Linked DNA regions of Homo sapiens: region 1 is linked to region 2. A link is a loop called in an ENCODE intact Hi-C map of the cell type or tissue named here. Cell type or tissue: heart right ventricle. All regions are shown on one strand. Each heading gives the region's core, and the rest is flanking DNA. Links, peaks and the distances in the headings are about the cores only. Region 1 overlaps LINC00578 (long intergenic non-protein coding RNA 578). Region 2 overlaps LINC00578 (long intergenic non-protein coding RNA 578).

Region 1 (8,337 bases), core at 17-8,016, 99 kb after region 2:
TGGCTTAAACACTGCCCATATCATTTGTTTCATTTTTTTTTCTGCTCAAAAGCATGAAAAATTTGCATCTGCAATTTATAACCAAGTACTTTTGCCTTGGTGATGTTATACGTTTTGTTTCATTTTATTTGCCACTAGGTTGGCATTGATAAACACTTTTATTTTTACCTCCAAAATGTTGGCCAGTTATGCTGGGCTTACATATACCTCTTTTGATGGTATTGTCAAACTAATGAAGGTAAGAGTGGTGGAAAAGAAGAAAGGAGAAGGTACTCTCGGCAGGTTAAGTTGGAGGGCATCACTGCCAGTTGAGTGTAATGCACGGCTGTTACAATCCTGCATATCAGACTGGGCACTCTTGGTTCCTTAGAAGAATTTTCTTTGACTGGGATGATGATGTGAAGTATAGATGGTGACAAACCTGGGTGTGGTGCCCACAACTGGTACAGATAGTGTATTTTATCATGTAGCCTGCATTATTTTAACAGAATCTAGGTGTCAAGAAGTGTGGCTCAGTTGTCTTGCTGAGTACTTGCACAAATGGCACAGAGCTACTATAAGTTCTACTCGTGCCACACTAGTTCCTGAGTTAACTCTGCCAGAACAAAGAAGTATTTTATTATAGCCATCTCGCCTGCAACTGCCCCCAGGCCGGGTCATGGGCTGAGAATAGAGTGACATCCATATTTGAGGTCTACTGACCTAGCTGTGACTTAGCTATAACACTGATCATCCTTGGTGCCTGCTGCACAACCTCTATTCTGTCTACCACCTGCAATAAGTGCTGAATGACTGTGCAACCCATGAATCACAGCACTTCCTACCATCCCTTCCTCCACATCATGTCTGGCTGGCTGGCCACTGTTGTCTATCTGTGCAAGTTTGCATTTCTGAATCTGTATTTACTGCCTTAAATCAAGCCAGAACCCAACTGTGTTCTACAACATGTCATCAGTCTCAAATACTTACTGGGGTCCTAATGCGTATACATACCCCAGGATGACTGCTGCTGCCTGGGTCTCTCACCCCTGTGCCTTTCAAACAGGTGAACACTCAAATAATGGGTCTTGTCCCTTTGGATCTTATCCACCCAGAAAACCTGCAGAGCTTGTTACTGTAATTGGGTCAGTTACTCTAGACCTTGTTCTGTCTAAATAATTAGGCTATCTTCCAACTCTTTGTAGCCTCCCTCCTCCCATATTCCTAAACATCCATCGTGACTCCTGCCCAAGTTGGTCTAAATTCTGAAGGCTTTAAAGCCCTACTAATGTGCTTGGTTTGTCCATTGATTTGTAGGTTACAAAAATGTGTCAAATGGATTTGTCCCTGGAAGGCAGAAAATAATATGTTCTAGAAGCAAGGAGACCTTTGGGAGTTTTAGACAGGAATAAAGGTTTCAATAGCTCATGAACTTTCTAATCACACTTTAATGGACATGCTTTTCTTACCTGTCACCGCTTGCTGCCATCAAAACCTCTGTTGTCATTATGTGTCAGAGCTTTAAAAACTCAAGGTTAGCCTCAGAAGTAGAATCATAGTCCAGACAGATAAATTAAGCTTGGGCCTCCTTGGGTGTGAGAAATAGATAGAACATAAACATCATAGGCTGTCTGAAAAGCCCTCCATCTGAATTGGTATAGAGGTTGTCTGAGAAGCAGAGATTTATGCCTGTGTATTATGGACCCTTCTAATGACCCTAGGACAGGAAGGTGACCAGGTGACTGGACTGTGGCGTTGTTCTGAGTGGAAAAGTCTCTGAGGAGAGTTCAGGAGATAGGTAATTTGCATCCTGAGATACAAGCACATCACTGCAGAATGTAAGTGATCTGGAAGTTTCAGGAGAAAACTGCAGACCAGAGAATATTCCTTTGATTCAGTTCATGTTTATTGAAAGGTGGTCTAGGTTGCATTTTTTTTTCCTTTTGCTTTCAACTTTGCTGTCAAATTATTGTGCCAAATCAACAGATATAATTTAAAAACTTAAGTGACCTTTTCTAATTCAGATTTTCTAAAAGTGAACTCTGAGAATTATCTGCATCAGTATCCCCTTGGGTACTTGTAAAAATGCAGATCTGTGCCCTATCTGAGGCCCACTGAGAATGTCAAGGGTGGGCCTCGTCTTACGTACTCTGAAATTGGAAAATAGTTTTTAAAGGCCATTTAGTTTTGTTCAACCAGGGCAACTTTCTTATCACCGTATATATATAACAAGAGTGGGTTCTGTTGAGTAATAGGAAGCCTATGATAAAGTTTAAAGCATGATTTGGTTTGGGAAAATGCTTCTACTCTGTGAAAGGTGGGGATGAAATGCACAAGTGTTTTTGTTGTTGTTTTGTTTTTTGTTTGTTTGTTTTTGTTTTATTTTGTTTTGTTTTTGAGACGGAGTTTCACTGTTGTCATCCAGGCTGGAGTGCAGCGGCACGATCTTGGCTCACTGCAAGCTCTGCCTCTCGGGTTCAAGTGATTCTCCTGCCTCAGCCTCCTGAGTAGCTGGGAGTGCAGGTGCCCACCACCACGCCAAACTAATTTTTTGTATTTTTAGTAGAGATGGGGTTTCACCGTGTTGAGCAGGGTGGTCTCGAACTCCTGACCTCAGGTATTTTTATCTACTGAAAGAGATGGTACAGGGCATGGAAGGAGGATAGGGGAGACAAGGGTGGCCTCAGTGTCAAAAGAGTAAGGCCTACTTTTGGATGGATCAAATTTGGCTACTTTTAGCCTGTAAAACTTAAGCATCTTTGTGGTGTCAATCCAGTTCATGTCCAGGCCAATTTTCAAGGTTAGTTCCTGACACTGCCCTGATTCTACTGAGCATCTGCCTCCTTGTTTGGGAAGAAGTGGGAAAGTGATTTGACACAGTGGCCTACCAGCGAATGTGCTTGTCAGTGTAACAGGTGGCTGCCCTGTGAGGTTGCTAATCAGAACCTGGACTTTTGTATTTTGTTTAGAAAAGCTAAGTCCTTCTAGAGGTCCGTGTAATGCAAATTCATCCAAAGAAGGCAGGCTCAGGAAGGAGGGGGGGAAGCCAGGTGCTTGCTTCATTCAAGTAACCCAACCACAGAATCCAAGTTCTGCAACTCTGATTTGGGCTTAGTAAACCAGACCCACCAATCCAAGAGAATAAAGAATCTCCTGGCAATTGGGCCAGCCAGAATCGTCCTCAGTGATCAAGAGTGTATGGAAAGAGAAGTGGAAGAAATACAAGAGGGTGAGCCAGATGTTTTCAGAGAAAACAGCTCTCTTTGTTTTTGTTCAGAGTCTTCTTTCTCCTTAGGACTCTGATATGAGTACATCTGAAAGAGGCTGGCTTGGGGGATGGGGTGATACCACAGAGTCAAAGCCAGACTTTCCCCCAGATAACTAAGGCTTTTTCTTCTTGGGCCAAGCTTGTCTGACAGTCTCATTCTGTATGAGTTCTTTCCCAGGAGGCTCTTCAGTTTCTGAAACAGACAGTCTCCTGGCAGACCCACCCCACCAGGCAGCCAGGCTTGGCAAAATATACCAGTAGCAAACAACGCAGCTGGGACTCCTGCTATGATAAGATTCATTGGCAGCCTATCATGTGCCAGGAACTTACAGGACATCATTTATTTGATTCCTCATAATAAATCTATGAGAGAGGAGTTGTAATATCCATTCTACAAAGAACTGAAATGAGGTTCTGAAAAGCTAAATAGCTTGCTCAATCTCCCTGAGATATACTGGTGGACAGAGGATTGGAACCCAGATCTATATAACAAAGCTCACCCACATTTCTGCTACTAGACTACACTGCCAATTGGGCTTCATCGTTAGTTTTGGAAACTCAAGGCTTGGCCTCTCTTATTTAGGATTTTGTGCTTGGAGGGATTGTGGGTAGCAAGGGCTGGAGGGAGAGTGAGGTTCCTCAACATTAAACAAGATCCAGGAGGCCGGGTCTTGACAGGAATCCCCACCTTAGTTCTAATTATAACAAATATTCCTGAAAATACTTAGACTAAAAATTTTAGAGCTTTAAACCTGAAAAGCGACGAGAAGAAATAATTTCAAATTGGAACCAGACATGAGTCTCTTGCTTAGGTATCTGTTTTTTCCCATCTGAAATATTCATAATTTCGTGAGGCTGACCTAGATTTATGCAGACAAAAATCACAATGAGCCTACAACTCAAAGAGTTCGTCTTACTTTGAGTATGAGATATAAAAGTGCGGTAAAAAATCAACAGATGAGAGAGCAACTGGAGAAGATTTGAATAAAATCACTCCTTTTCCATGTGGGTCAACACAGTACCAAATAAGAACTGGGCCTTTGATAGAAAATGTAAGGGACACCCTCATAGTGACTTCTTTCCTAGCAGTCTGCCTCTGTTTGCGGTGTTGTCTGGGGTCATTGTTGAAAGTTATTGACATATTTCTGCCTCTTTGTGAGTTATCTGTGAAGCTACGCCACAGTACTCTGTTGTTGGCTATTCTGCATGCTCCCAGTGCTCAGGTGAATTCCTTGGAAGATACTGAGCAAAAACCTAGAGCTTATATGACCATAATATCTAGACCATTAGCATGAACTGGTAAAAACCAAAGTAGAGGAAAAAGATTGAACCAACAACTCAGTAGAAATTGGTAGGTTTATATGAGCTTTGTTTTGTGGCTCGAACATTTTAGATACCCAAAGTCCAAGCATTACTCAGTTGGGACTGGAAATCAGATGAAGTCATCTAACATTTTTCAAGAGATGGAAGCCAAATAATTTGGCTTAGACTTAAGTAGAATACTTGAGAGCCCCACTCCAAGCAGTAGCCTATTTATATGGATTATTTTAATCATTTCTGGGTTAACTAGTAAGGATTATAGTCATCTTTATAAAACAATAACAGCAACAATAGCAGCAGCAACAACAAAAATAGCAAGGACAACATCTACGGAAGCCATTAAAGATGTTGAAGAGGAATAAAAAAGAAATGAGCTCGCTTTAACCATATTATGAAGAAAAGAGAGAATTGCAGATTTCCATGTTTGGCTCAATACATTTTTAAATAGAAATTTAGTTATGAATGATATTGAAGGCCTGTATTTGAGAGTCTAAATACATTCTTATGAAACCAGAGTACATTTTCACATGCAGTGAACTAGCAAACTGTAAGAATGAGTATACGGGAAGAACACATCCTTATATTAAATAGAGAGGAGTTTTTATAAAGATCTTGATTGTACATGTATCTGGGAGACATCTTTAATGTAAACTTCTCCATCAAGCCTAATCCATCGCATCTAATCTATCAGCAAGCCCTGTTGTTTCTATCCTCAAGTCCACTGCCCTGTCTCTGTTTCCACTACAACCACTGAGTCTAGTTACTATCATCTTTGTGTTATATAGTAGCCTCCTAACATGTGGTCTGGCTTCCATGCCGCGTGTCTTCAGTCAGTTCTCCAAAGGGCAGCATGAGAGATTGTTCCGAAACACAGATTGGATTAAACTCCTATCCCCTATCACAGCCCAGCCTACCTGATCTCATCTATGGCTCCTCCCTCCTTTCCTAACAATCCTCCAGCCTTCTTCACTCTTCAGGACTTTAAGCTCTATTTCCTCTACCATCATTTGTCCCACAAAACACATTATATCCTTGCTCTCTTTCTTTTTTTTTTTGAGACGGAGTCTCTCTCTGTCGCCCAGGCTGGAGTGCAGTGGCAGGATCTCGGCTCACTGCAAGCTCCGCCTCCCGGGTTCACGCCATTCTCCTGCCTCAGCCTCCCGAGTAGCTGGGACTACAGGCGCCCACCACTGCGCCTGGCTAATTTTTTGTATTTTTAGTAGAGACGGGTTTCACCGTGTTAGCCAGGATGGTCTCGATCTCCTGACTTCGTGATCCGCCCGCCTCGGCCTCCCAAAGTGCTGGGATTACAGGCGTGAGCCACCGCGCCCGGCCATCCTTGCTCTCTTTCTATGTGATGGATGAGCTCCTTCTTGACTGTCAGATCTTAGTTTGGATGCCACTTCCTTGGAGAAGCCTTCCCTGATTATCCAGTGTGAAATAGGTCTCCAGCTCTTCTCCACCACATGTCACGTTTATTTCCTTGGTAACACTCAGCACACGTTGTGCTTGTTAAATGAACTTGCTTAGTCACTTGCTTGTGCGTCTCTCCATGTATACTCTAGCTCCTGGACAATGGGAGTATGCTGCCTTGATAAGTATTACGGACTCAGTGCCTGGCACATGGTTGATGCTCAATAATCACTTGTTGAATGAAGAATTAATTTACAACGCAGATAAATGAGGAAGCAGTTAATTTTTAAAAATAAATGAGTCTCCGGAGGTTTTCTTTAAATGATGACCATGCTTTGGGTCATTTAACACAATTAATTCACATAAATATAATTCGTATAAAAATTTTTATCTGTAATATCAGGTGAAGTACCTCTGAAATTATTTTGTGCTGAGTTGACTTTTCTTTTCTTTTTTTTTTTGAGATGGAGCTTCACTCTGTCACCCAGGCTGGAGTGCAGTGGCGCAATCTCAGCTCACTGCAGCCTCCGCCTCCGGGGTTCAAGAGATTCTCTTGCTTCAGCCTCCCAAGTAGCTGGGATTACAAGTGTCCACTACCATGCCTGGCTAATTTTTGTATTTTTAGCAGAGACGGGGTTTTGCCATGTTGGCCAGGCTGGTCTTGAACTCCTGACCTCAGGTGATCTGCCCACCTCGGCCTCCCAAAGTGCTGGGATTATAGGTGTGAGCCACTGTGCCCAGCTGAGTTGACTTTTGTTAGTTTGAGTTGCTAAGAAATACTTAGTATATACATTCTTACTACATTTTTCCTGATTTGAAAAGGAAAAAAAAGTCTGTTTTCTCTCTCCCTAGCAAACTATACATTCCAAGCTCCCTAGAACATATTTTACACATAGAAATACCTTTTTACTGTTATAGACATGTTTATGAAAGTTTCTCGAGCACTGAAATTTTCTAAATAAAATTCTATTTCTTATGATTTGTTACTTTATAGATCCTTTATCTTAATTTCTAATGATTTTTAATAGGTGGAATTTCTAATTACTATCCTTTTCTTAATGTAATATAAAAACTTTATATATATATACTTAAATGCAGTAGAGAAAATACTACTTAAAACAACTCAAAATTATTTTGCAAATAAAAAGTTACTAGGCAATGAGAACAATATTCACCTACTGCACCTGTCAGTGTTTGTTGTATTTGAATTTCCTTGTACCATCTTGAAATTTCTGAGGGCAGATCATACTTAATACCTCTTTCTTTATAAGATTTTACAGCACAAATCAAAAATGCAGGTTGAAATGAAATAATGAAAAAAATGATTTTGCTAGTTGTACTCTCTATTACTTGGACTTAAAAAAAAAAAGCAGCTCCTGTATATGTTTAAATCCCCCACTTGGGGATTTGTTTGAAGTCAATTCCCAATAGAATCTTCAGATACACTAGCTTCTGCTGTGGGTTTTGAACTGGCACAGCTTCTGTGTGCATTACTTATGCCTTCCTTGGGGTCTGAACAGAAAGCCTTGTGGATTTAGAATGGATTAATGCTGGCATTTGGGGGATTACAGATGAAACATGAAGAAACTTTATTTCAAATAAGCAGAATGCATGTATTTCATTTGTCTTCTTTTCTGTGGTTCATGAAGGTGAAATGAAAAAATATTTTGCTACTTCTGTTGAAATTAAATGATTGAAATTATGTAATCATGATTTTAAGGGTTTAGTTTTACACATTTGCATTATAAATTTCCCATAATCAACTAAGTTAATTTTAATTCATTTGGCTAAAGTGTTTTAATATGTATCTTGCCCAAATCTTTTATTCACTGAAAGGCAGACAGGGTATCAGCTAATTTTGTTTCTTCATAGGTTTGGCTGAGCTATTCAAATGAGCTGAAGGCCTACTTATTTTATTAGCCTAAGTATTCACATCTGATTAATATTTGGACAGTGTTTAGCTAGTAGTGGGAAAAGGAGTTTTAAAAATTAGCCCTGTCATATTTTAGGAAGCAGTTTAAAATGTGAAGTAGAATAACCTCTAAACTGTCTTCATAAAGCAACTAGAAAATTAGCTGAGTTTAAAATATGTCACAAGATAATTAAGAAAGAACAGTTGAAATACATGCAGGAGATGTGGCTTTGTGGAAAAATACATAGCCACTGAAGTCAGAAGCTACAGATTCAGATTCTGACCCCACCATAATTTCTAGCTGTTCAAAGTTGGGCAAGTTATATAACTTCTGTGAGTTCCAGTTTTCTTAATTATAAAGTGAGGGTAATCATACTGACCTCAAAGGCATATTACAATTAAATGAGATACATATGTGAAAGTGCCTAGCAAAGAGAATTGCAAG
Region 2 (8,337 bases), core at 110-8,109:
ATTGAAAAAGGAGTGCTGCAAATTCTCAATTCTGGGAGATTACCCGTGATAAGGTCATGTCATGGAAATTCCAAGGGGATGCTCCAAATACCAGAGATTTTTGTTGTTTGTTTTGTTTGCAATCCTTATGAAAAAAGACAGGTCCTGTAATCCCAGCACATTGGGAGGCTGAGGCGGGTGGATCACGGGGTCAGCAGATCGAGACCATCCTGGCCAACATGGTGAAACCTGGTCTCTACTAAAAATACAAAAATCAGCCAGGCGTGGGGGCGCGCATCTGTAGTCCCAGCTACTCGGGAGGCCGAGGCAGGAGGATCGCTTGAACCCGGGAGGTGGAGGCTGCAGTGAGCCAAGATCACGCCACTGCACTCCAGCCTGGGTGACAGAGCAAGGAGGCTCTGTCTCAAAAAAAAAAAAAAAAAAAAAAGAAAAAAGACAGGTCATATGAATAAAGAGATTTCTTCAGAATAATTGACTTGAAATCGTTACATACTACAATTTAGCTTAGCTTGCTGAAGGATGGGGACCTAATAAAAGTGAAGAATATGTAAATAAAGTGCTATTTTAATGAAAGTCAAGGAAATATGCTTCCTGTGTCTACTATATATATGTACTGGCTCCTATGTCATTTCCCCTCCATACTTCTGGGCACAGTGAATGTCTCCTTTGAGCAATGGTCTCTTCTCTCTTCTTGTCTGGGTGTTACCTGCCTTTTAATGCCAGCTCAAATCTCACCTCCTATAAAACCTCCTCCTAACTTGTCCCCGGATAGGGTTGTCTTCCTTCTCTAAACACAGCTCTTGTTATCTGTAGTTCCCTAGCACTTGGCTTATATGTCATCATGTTATTTAATTGATTATCTATATATCTAGCTATTTGCCTGAATCCCAACTTTATGTGACCACTATCCAGGTTAAGACATGGAACACTTTCATTCTCTGTAAAGGCATCAGCTCTATTCTCATGTTTAAAAATTGCAGGTTGCAATAGTGCTATGATCTGAATGTTCATGTTTTTCCAAAATTCATATGTTGAAACTTAATCCCCAGTGTTGGGAGATGGAACATCTGGGAAATGGTTAGATCATGAGGATGGAGCCCTCTTGAATGGGATTAGTGCCCTTACAAAAGAGGACTGAGGGAGCTCGTTTGCCCCTTCTACCATGTGAGGACACAGCAACCAGGCACCATCTATGAGGAATGAGCCCCCACCAGACCTGAATCTGCTGGCACCTTGATCTTGGACTTCCCAGCCTCTAGAACTGTAAGGAATAAATTTCTGTTGTTTATAATGTACCCAGTCTAAGGTATTTTGTTAGAGCAGCCCAAATGGACTGAGACAAATAGTAATTGCCCAATTCCTTAAAGGAAATGGAAGGTGCCAGTTGTGAATTTAAAGTTCTGTTTGGAATTAGCAGGTTTGAGAAAAAAAAAAAAAAAAAAGTGAAAGGATGTCTCTTCCCCAAAGCTCTTCTCCAATAAATATACTGATTTACTGCTGCAGAGATACCTAACAACTTATAGTTTCAACACAGCTTTCATGCCACCAGTGTTAAGATCACTCAGGTTCTTCCCAAGTCATTAAATACCTGTTAATGCAATTGATGAATTAGCTCTCTGTTGAATGCAATTAAAGGAAAAGATGACAATATTTCCTATATAATGTTTGGTAGGAAAATTTTATGACTTGGGTCTGTTAGTGTTGTTTAGCTAATAGTGCCTCAACGTTGTATTAGCAGTTAAGCATTGTTCCTGGCCTACTGTTTACTGGGGTTTTGGTGGAGAAGAATTTAACTTCTCTGGAGTTCACAAAGTAAGAACCACAACATAGTTTATTTTATTTATATATTTTTTGAGATGGAGTCTCGCTCTTATCGCCCAGGCTGGAGTGCAATGGTGCCATTTTGGCTCACTGCAACCTCCTCCTCTCGGGTTCAAGCGATTCTCCTGCCTCAGCCTCCCAAGTAGCTGGAATTACCGGCACCCACCACCATGCCCAGCTAATTTTTGTATTTTTAGTAGAGATGGGGTTTCACCATGTTGGCCAGGCTGGTCTTGAACTCCTGACCTCAGATGATCCGCCTGCCTCAACCTCCCAAAGTGCTGGGATTACAGGTGTGAGCCACTGCGCCTGGCCAAGAACCACAACATAGTTTAATGGAAAATATTTCTTGTACAATTTGTGTTCATCTTTAGAAGAAATTTTTCTCTTCTGAAGAAAGAAAATACAAATACAAATCTCTTGAGCATATCTTTAATCAGTATTTACTAAAGAACATTAACTTAAGTGATGCCATTTTGTCCAAAATATAAGCTAAACTCTTGACAAACTTCAACATGTTTCGGAAGCAGAAATAAGGGCCTGTTGGAGGTTTCTATTTAGTTTCAAAGGAAAGCACAGCAAATCAGAATCCTGGAAGATTAGACCACCCAGGAGTTCTGCCAAGGTGAAGCTTTTATGAATCCTGGATTGTCTTACGTTTTATTTCCATTCACTTGTTCTGAGGAAATCTAACTCATCAGGAGACTTGAAGATAATGAGTACCCCTGGAGTATCTTGTGCTGATTTTTGTGATGCCTCAGCTGAGGCAACTGGTTGAGAAAGGAGCCAGATAGCATCTTTACACTAAGCCCCATGGAGATAAAGCTACTCCTGTTTCCTGTGATGCCCGGATCACATCGAGATGCTTTGCTTGACCTGTTGCTACTCTCACACAGCTTTCATGAAATGCTTCCTATTTGCTATCCTGAATCATAGTTTGACTTTGTTCACATCATCCTAGCCCTTTTAAAAAAGATGACCTCATCAGCCAGGTGAGTTGGCGCCCTGCCTCTAGAAATCTTCCTGTCATCTCTTTGTCTGCTTTAATCTTGGTCCCCGCTCCAACTTCTGTTCAGCTCTGTATTGAAGTTCTACTGTTTGGCCCTAGTGCTCTGCTAAACTGCCTGGTATCAGCTTCTCTGGCTCCGTGTTAGCCTTTGCTTTTCCCACAGCCCTCATGTTTGTCATTTTGTTCTATACACTTAGGAAAACTTGCTTGCCTTACTTTACCTGGTTCCTCACAAGGAAAAGAGCACAGGACAAGCCTGTTTCCTTTTGTAAAAAAATCACTGTGCAAATGGTCTCATTAGCATAATTTAGGAGAAAATTTTAAGTCTTACCAACAGAGATTGAGATTTCTGCTGTGGTAGCTGATAGGCTGAAGAAGAATTTCTAGATTCTTAGCTTTGAATGACATTTACTGAAAGAGGGAGAGGAGGTGGCAGGGGGAGAGAGAGAGAGAGACTGAGCAGCAAGTGGAAAATACTATATTCTTTCTCACTTAATGTGTTCCTGGGCTCCAAAGGCAAACACAATGAAATAATAATCTAAGAAAAAACCCAGGAAGCAGATGTCCTTGAAAAATACCATACGTGCGTTTAAACAGCTGCTTTAGATGATCTGTGCCATGGTTGCTCTGTATTACGGCAAATAAGCACTAGGGTCAACTCTATAGTTGATGCATGGTAGCTGATAATTACCAACCAAGATGAGCTCAGAAGACTTACAGAAAAACTCAGGCCGAATTCTCTCTTTGAAACGTAAACTAAAAACATTCCATTTATAGCCAGCTGCAGAAGAAATGTGTACTCATTACTAATAAAGTAATTCTGAAATCCTCAAAAGGAACACATCCTGAAGAAGAAATGATTGGAGTGGTCCCCAAATCTGCCACACTCTGAGTTGCATTTAACTTGTTTGGCTTAATAATTTTATGCAAGTGACAGACAGACTTATCTTCCGAGCCCCTCCCCTCTGTATACTGGAATTTGACAAACAGCATCTAGGGGAGAGGGGACTCTGAGGTTGGAAGGTAGACACAAATATCCTTGGAATGGAGAAGAGAAATTGATCAGGCTGCTATTGCATGATAACATCCACCTCCTCTGTTCTATTTCTAAAATCACCAGGAAGTCTTCGGATCTGTAATTTGATTTTCTGTGTAGCTCTACCTACCAAAAGGGAATGTGCAGACAGTTGGCCTAACTCCTGGGCCAAGCCATGTCGCCAGTTCTAAATGAGTAAATTGGCATTCTGGCTTAGTAAATCAGACTTTGGGTTTGCTTTGCATGAATCTAGCTCCAGAGACATATCACCTCTGGGCAAACTTAAAAATTGGGTAGTGGGGTCCAGGAAAGGGCTTTGGTGATACATGGACATATGTATATTTACATAGGAAGAAACTCATGACCTTTGCTTTAATTCTCAAATGGGAACTAACACTAAAAATCGATGATTTACTGACATAATGTGTGTAGTGAAGCTGAGGCCACACCTGGGCCCAGGGTAACCCTTTCCAGGTACTGACATAGGAAGGTTTCTGCCCAAAGCCATTAGTGACTCTCTTCTCATCTTTTAACTGAGGTAGATTGTACTCTTCTGGGAGCTAAAAGGACTTGACTGAGTCTTTTGAAGAAAGTAAATTATTCCATTGCCTTGCAGAAATGTTTTATAGAGCTGTCCCTACAACTCAGTGATTTCCACCAGTGTGTTGTGAGCAGTTATATCAAAGCCCTTCTTGCATGTGTTAAATTCAAACTGTTTATTTATTTAAAAAATTATTTTTTAAAAGAAACTTTACAACTTGAGAGAAGACATAGAAAGGAAATAGACAGAATGGGAAAAGTGAAATCATCTAATCTAGGTGAGGAAAAGTATTCCATTTCATTTCCCATCTACTCTGTGTGGAATTGTTTTGTTCTATAGTTTTAAAAAATTAACAATAGCATAGACATTTTAATTTATGACTATATTTTCTTTATATCACAAGACAAAGAACCCTCTCTCTGTTTCTGGAAAACGATCATTCTGTACCAGATACACGCAGATTGTTGTGCATTATTACAGTGCAATGGGGAAATATTCAAATATCAGTTCCAAGTGCTAATAATAACAAAAGAACAGTGAGATTTGGATAAGAAGGGAAAAAATAAACTTAAAATTCCTGCTTTATATTTATGAGACACCATCTTGCTAAAAGGTATGTTGATGAAAAGAGTTGATGAAAAGAGTCAAACTCTGTAAAATCTTTGAAGAGGGTTATTCTAAGCCAAATGTGAGTGACCGTCACCTAAGGCACAGTCTTACGAGGTGCTGAGAACATATGTGCCCAAAATGGTTGGGCTTCAGCTTGATTTTACACATTTTAGGGGGATATAAGACATCAATGAATATAATGTGAGGGATGCATGGGTTCGGTCTGGAAAGGCGGGACAACTCAAAGTGGAAGTGAGGTGGGGGTGGCATAGAGGGTGGTGAGGGATGGCTTGGGGTGTGGTGGAGTGGAGTTTACAGGTCATAGGTGGATTCAAAGATTTTCTGATTGGCAATTGGTTGAAAGAGTTAGTTATTATTTAAAGACCTGGAATCAATAAAAAGAAGTGTCTGGGTTAAGATAAGGGGTTGTGGAGACCAAAGTTCTTATTAGTAGAAGATATCACAGAGGTTGCTGCCCTTAGAGACAATAGATGGCAAATGTTTCCTATTTAGACCTTTAAAAGGTATTTGACTCTCAGTTAATCTCTTCAGGGTTGAGGGGGCTGGAAGGGGAAAGATCTAGTTATGTTAAGTTAACAGAGATTCTTTACAGATGCAAAAGTTTCCCCACAAAAAATGGCTTTGCGGGACCATTTCAAAATATGGCAAAGAAACATAATTTGGTGTAAAATATTTTGATATCCTTCTTTATCTGTTATGTGATATTATACTAGAGTCAGGTTGGAATTTGCTGTATTATTGCTACAAAGAATCTGTTCTTGGCTGCGTTTCAGGCCAAGATTCAGTGCTCACACCTGTAATCCCAACACTTTGGGAGGCTGAGGTGGGTGGATTGCTTGAGTCCAGGAGTTTGAGAGCAGCTTGGGCACCATGGCAAAACCTTGTCCCTACAAAAAATACAAAAAAATTAGCTGGGCATGATGGTGTGCACCTGTAGTCCCGGATACTTGGGAGGCTGAGGTGGGAGGATCATCTGAGACTGGGAAGTTGAGGTTGCAGCGAGCCCTGATGATGCCATTGTACACCAGCCTGGGTGACAGAGTGAGATCCTGTCTCCAAAACAAACAAACAAACAACAAAGAAACAAATGCCTGTTCTATTTTAATGTTAATGCTGGTCAGCTGTGTCTAAACTCTGAAAGGGAGAGAGCATAATGATTCCTTCCTGTCACAACCTGAACTAGTTCTTCAGATTTCTTTGGAATTTCCTTGGTGGAGAGGGAATCCCTGCATTCACTTGGAGGGGCTTACAGTTTTATTTTTGGCTTACAGGTGGTCAAAAACATACTAAGTGCCTCACAAACTCCGGGCACACAAAGACAGCCAATAATTAATACTTCCAAAAAGATTTGAGGCTAACAAATTATACAATGGGTTGGTTAAGAAATCCAATAATTAACTCAGGCAATTCTAATGCAGGGAGCACATCTTGGCTAAGAGGAAGTGAGCCCAGCTAAGTGTTCTAGAACAGCAGAGGAGCGGAGACAGGCAGCCATATTTTAGGGTTAATGGCACAGCTTGGCCATATTTGTGCATGTGTGCAGTGATTTGTTTTTCAGACACAGACTCAATGACTTCCCAGGCTAAAAGACCAAGATATTTTGTGAAAAAAATATAAAACCAACCAGGCTTAAAAAAAAAAACCTCAGCTAGCAATCCACAATGTTTATCCTTTGCTGGAATCAATTCAAAGTCTGAGCAGTTATATGGATTTCTGAGTGGATACATTTACAAGATAAATGAACAAAAAAGTCCACCTAAACTAAGTAAATCTGAAGATTTAGTGATTTTTACAATGTCTGTTGTGGGAATTTATGATGTCAGTGTCTACGGACATTTAACCCTATCAAGTCGAATTTAAGTTTCTTGGAACCATAGGAAGTGCCACTGGGAATGGTGAAAGCTGTGGAATTAGGTTATTTGGATTTTTGTTTTTTAAACTCTCCCTGAGGGGCCGAGGGTCATTTCCTCCATATTGTTTCTTCAGGTTTAAATTGCTGCTTCCCCTCTGAGGCAGTGTGAAAAAGTGAGCTATGGAATAATGAGTCTTTTCAAGTCAAATGCAAACAATTCCACCTTAAAATAGCAGACCTCACCTTAAGCCAGCTTGGCAGCCTGCCAGAGAAGGGCATGAAAGCTGCACTTTAATCAAAAAGATGTGTATTCTTTATGCAGGCTGTGGAATGAACAGCTGGGAAGAGGGTTTTTATTGATTCTTTTTATTTCCCTCTCCTCTTCACCCCCCACCACGCTTTCTAACAAACACATTTAAAATTTACTGGCAGACTTTTTTCTTTTCTGAAACTATTGGAAGAAAAACTTTTTCCTTTCTAAGTGCCCCGTAATTTGGAAGCTTCCTAAAGGGGCTACAAGCTGCATCTCGATACTGCCTTTATCTTGACTGAAATCAAGCCCAGGCAACATTAGGTGCACAAGAATCCTCAGAGAAAAGGGAATAGTGAAATGCTCTGGCAGAAAGAAGCACTATTCCACTGAAGGCTGGATGGAGACACCCAGTTTTGGTCCAGGAATGACAAGTGCTCTGGCTTTAAGGGATGAAGGCAATAAGAATCACACACTGCTCTACCCCTTCGTGATGGAAGTACAGGCTGTAAAGCTATAAAGGATGATTTAATTGCACATAATTTTTGCTGCTGAACCGTGTAAGAAGGAATTTTAGGTATATACGAGACTAGGGCACATCAGTACACACCAGCGGTAATCAGTAAGGCCAGCAATCATCCTTGAAAACAGAGCAACACAGGGCAGTGCAGACATCACATCATGAGTATTAAAAATAATCTCTGTATGCTTTGGGGACCAAAAAATACACGAGGAGCAGTTGATCACTTTGACAGATGTAACAGTCCTCTCTCTCTCCTCTCTCTCTTTTTTTTTTTTTTTTTTGAGACAGAATCTCACTCTGTCACTCAAGCTGGAGTACAGTGGTGCAATGTTGGCTCACTGCAACCTCTGCCTCCTGAGTTCAAGCGATTCTCGTTGCCTCGGCCTCCTGAGTAGCTGGGATTACAGGTGCGTGCCACCACATTAGGCTAATTTTAGTATTTTTAGTAGAGACGGGATTTTGCCATGTTGGCCAGGCTGATCTCAAACTCCTGTCCTCAGGTGATCCATCCACCTTGGCCTCCCAAAGTGCTGGGATTACAGGCATGAGCCACCGTGCCTCCCTCTCTTTATTCTGTGCTAAAACAGAGATGCAAATTGGGGGTCTGGACAAAAAATCCAGCATGTTTGGCCTTCATAGTGTCTTCTAACAATCTTTAACATAGTGATAATGTGT

Evidence for each region. Peaks named below come from ENCODE experiments on the same cell type or tissue, not always from the same donor. Only the 100,000 strongest peaks of a DNase experiment are listed, where the experiment ranks them.
Region 1: a loop joins it to region 2, with 2.6 times the contacts of the local background. A loop is called at or near these places in 3 of 110 quality-filtered maps.

The regions. Positions count from the first base shown.
Region 1 is chr3:177,703,252-177,711,588 of GRCh38, forward strand. All of the region lies in intron 3 of LINC00578 (long intergenic non-protein coding RNA 578), which reads left to right. Among named protein-coding and RNA genes, the nearest start is that of LINC02015, 110 kb to the right of the region's middle. In heart right ventricle, for the core only: no CTCF peak of the experiment used is centred there; DNase peaks (open chromatin) are centred at 3,007 and 3,450; H3K27ac peaks cover 2,671 bases.
Region 2 is chr3:177,604,362-177,612,698 of GRCh38, forward strand. All of the region lies in intron 2 of LINC00578 (long intergenic non-protein coding RNA 578), which reads left to right. Among named protein-coding and RNA genes, the nearest start is that of LINC00578, 170 kb to the left of the region's middle. RefSeq lists a silencer at 2,563-2,763 and an enhancer at 5,810-6,450. In heart right ventricle, for the core only: no CTCF peak of the experiment used is centred there; no DNase peak of the experiment used is centred there; H3K27ac peaks cover 1,798 bases.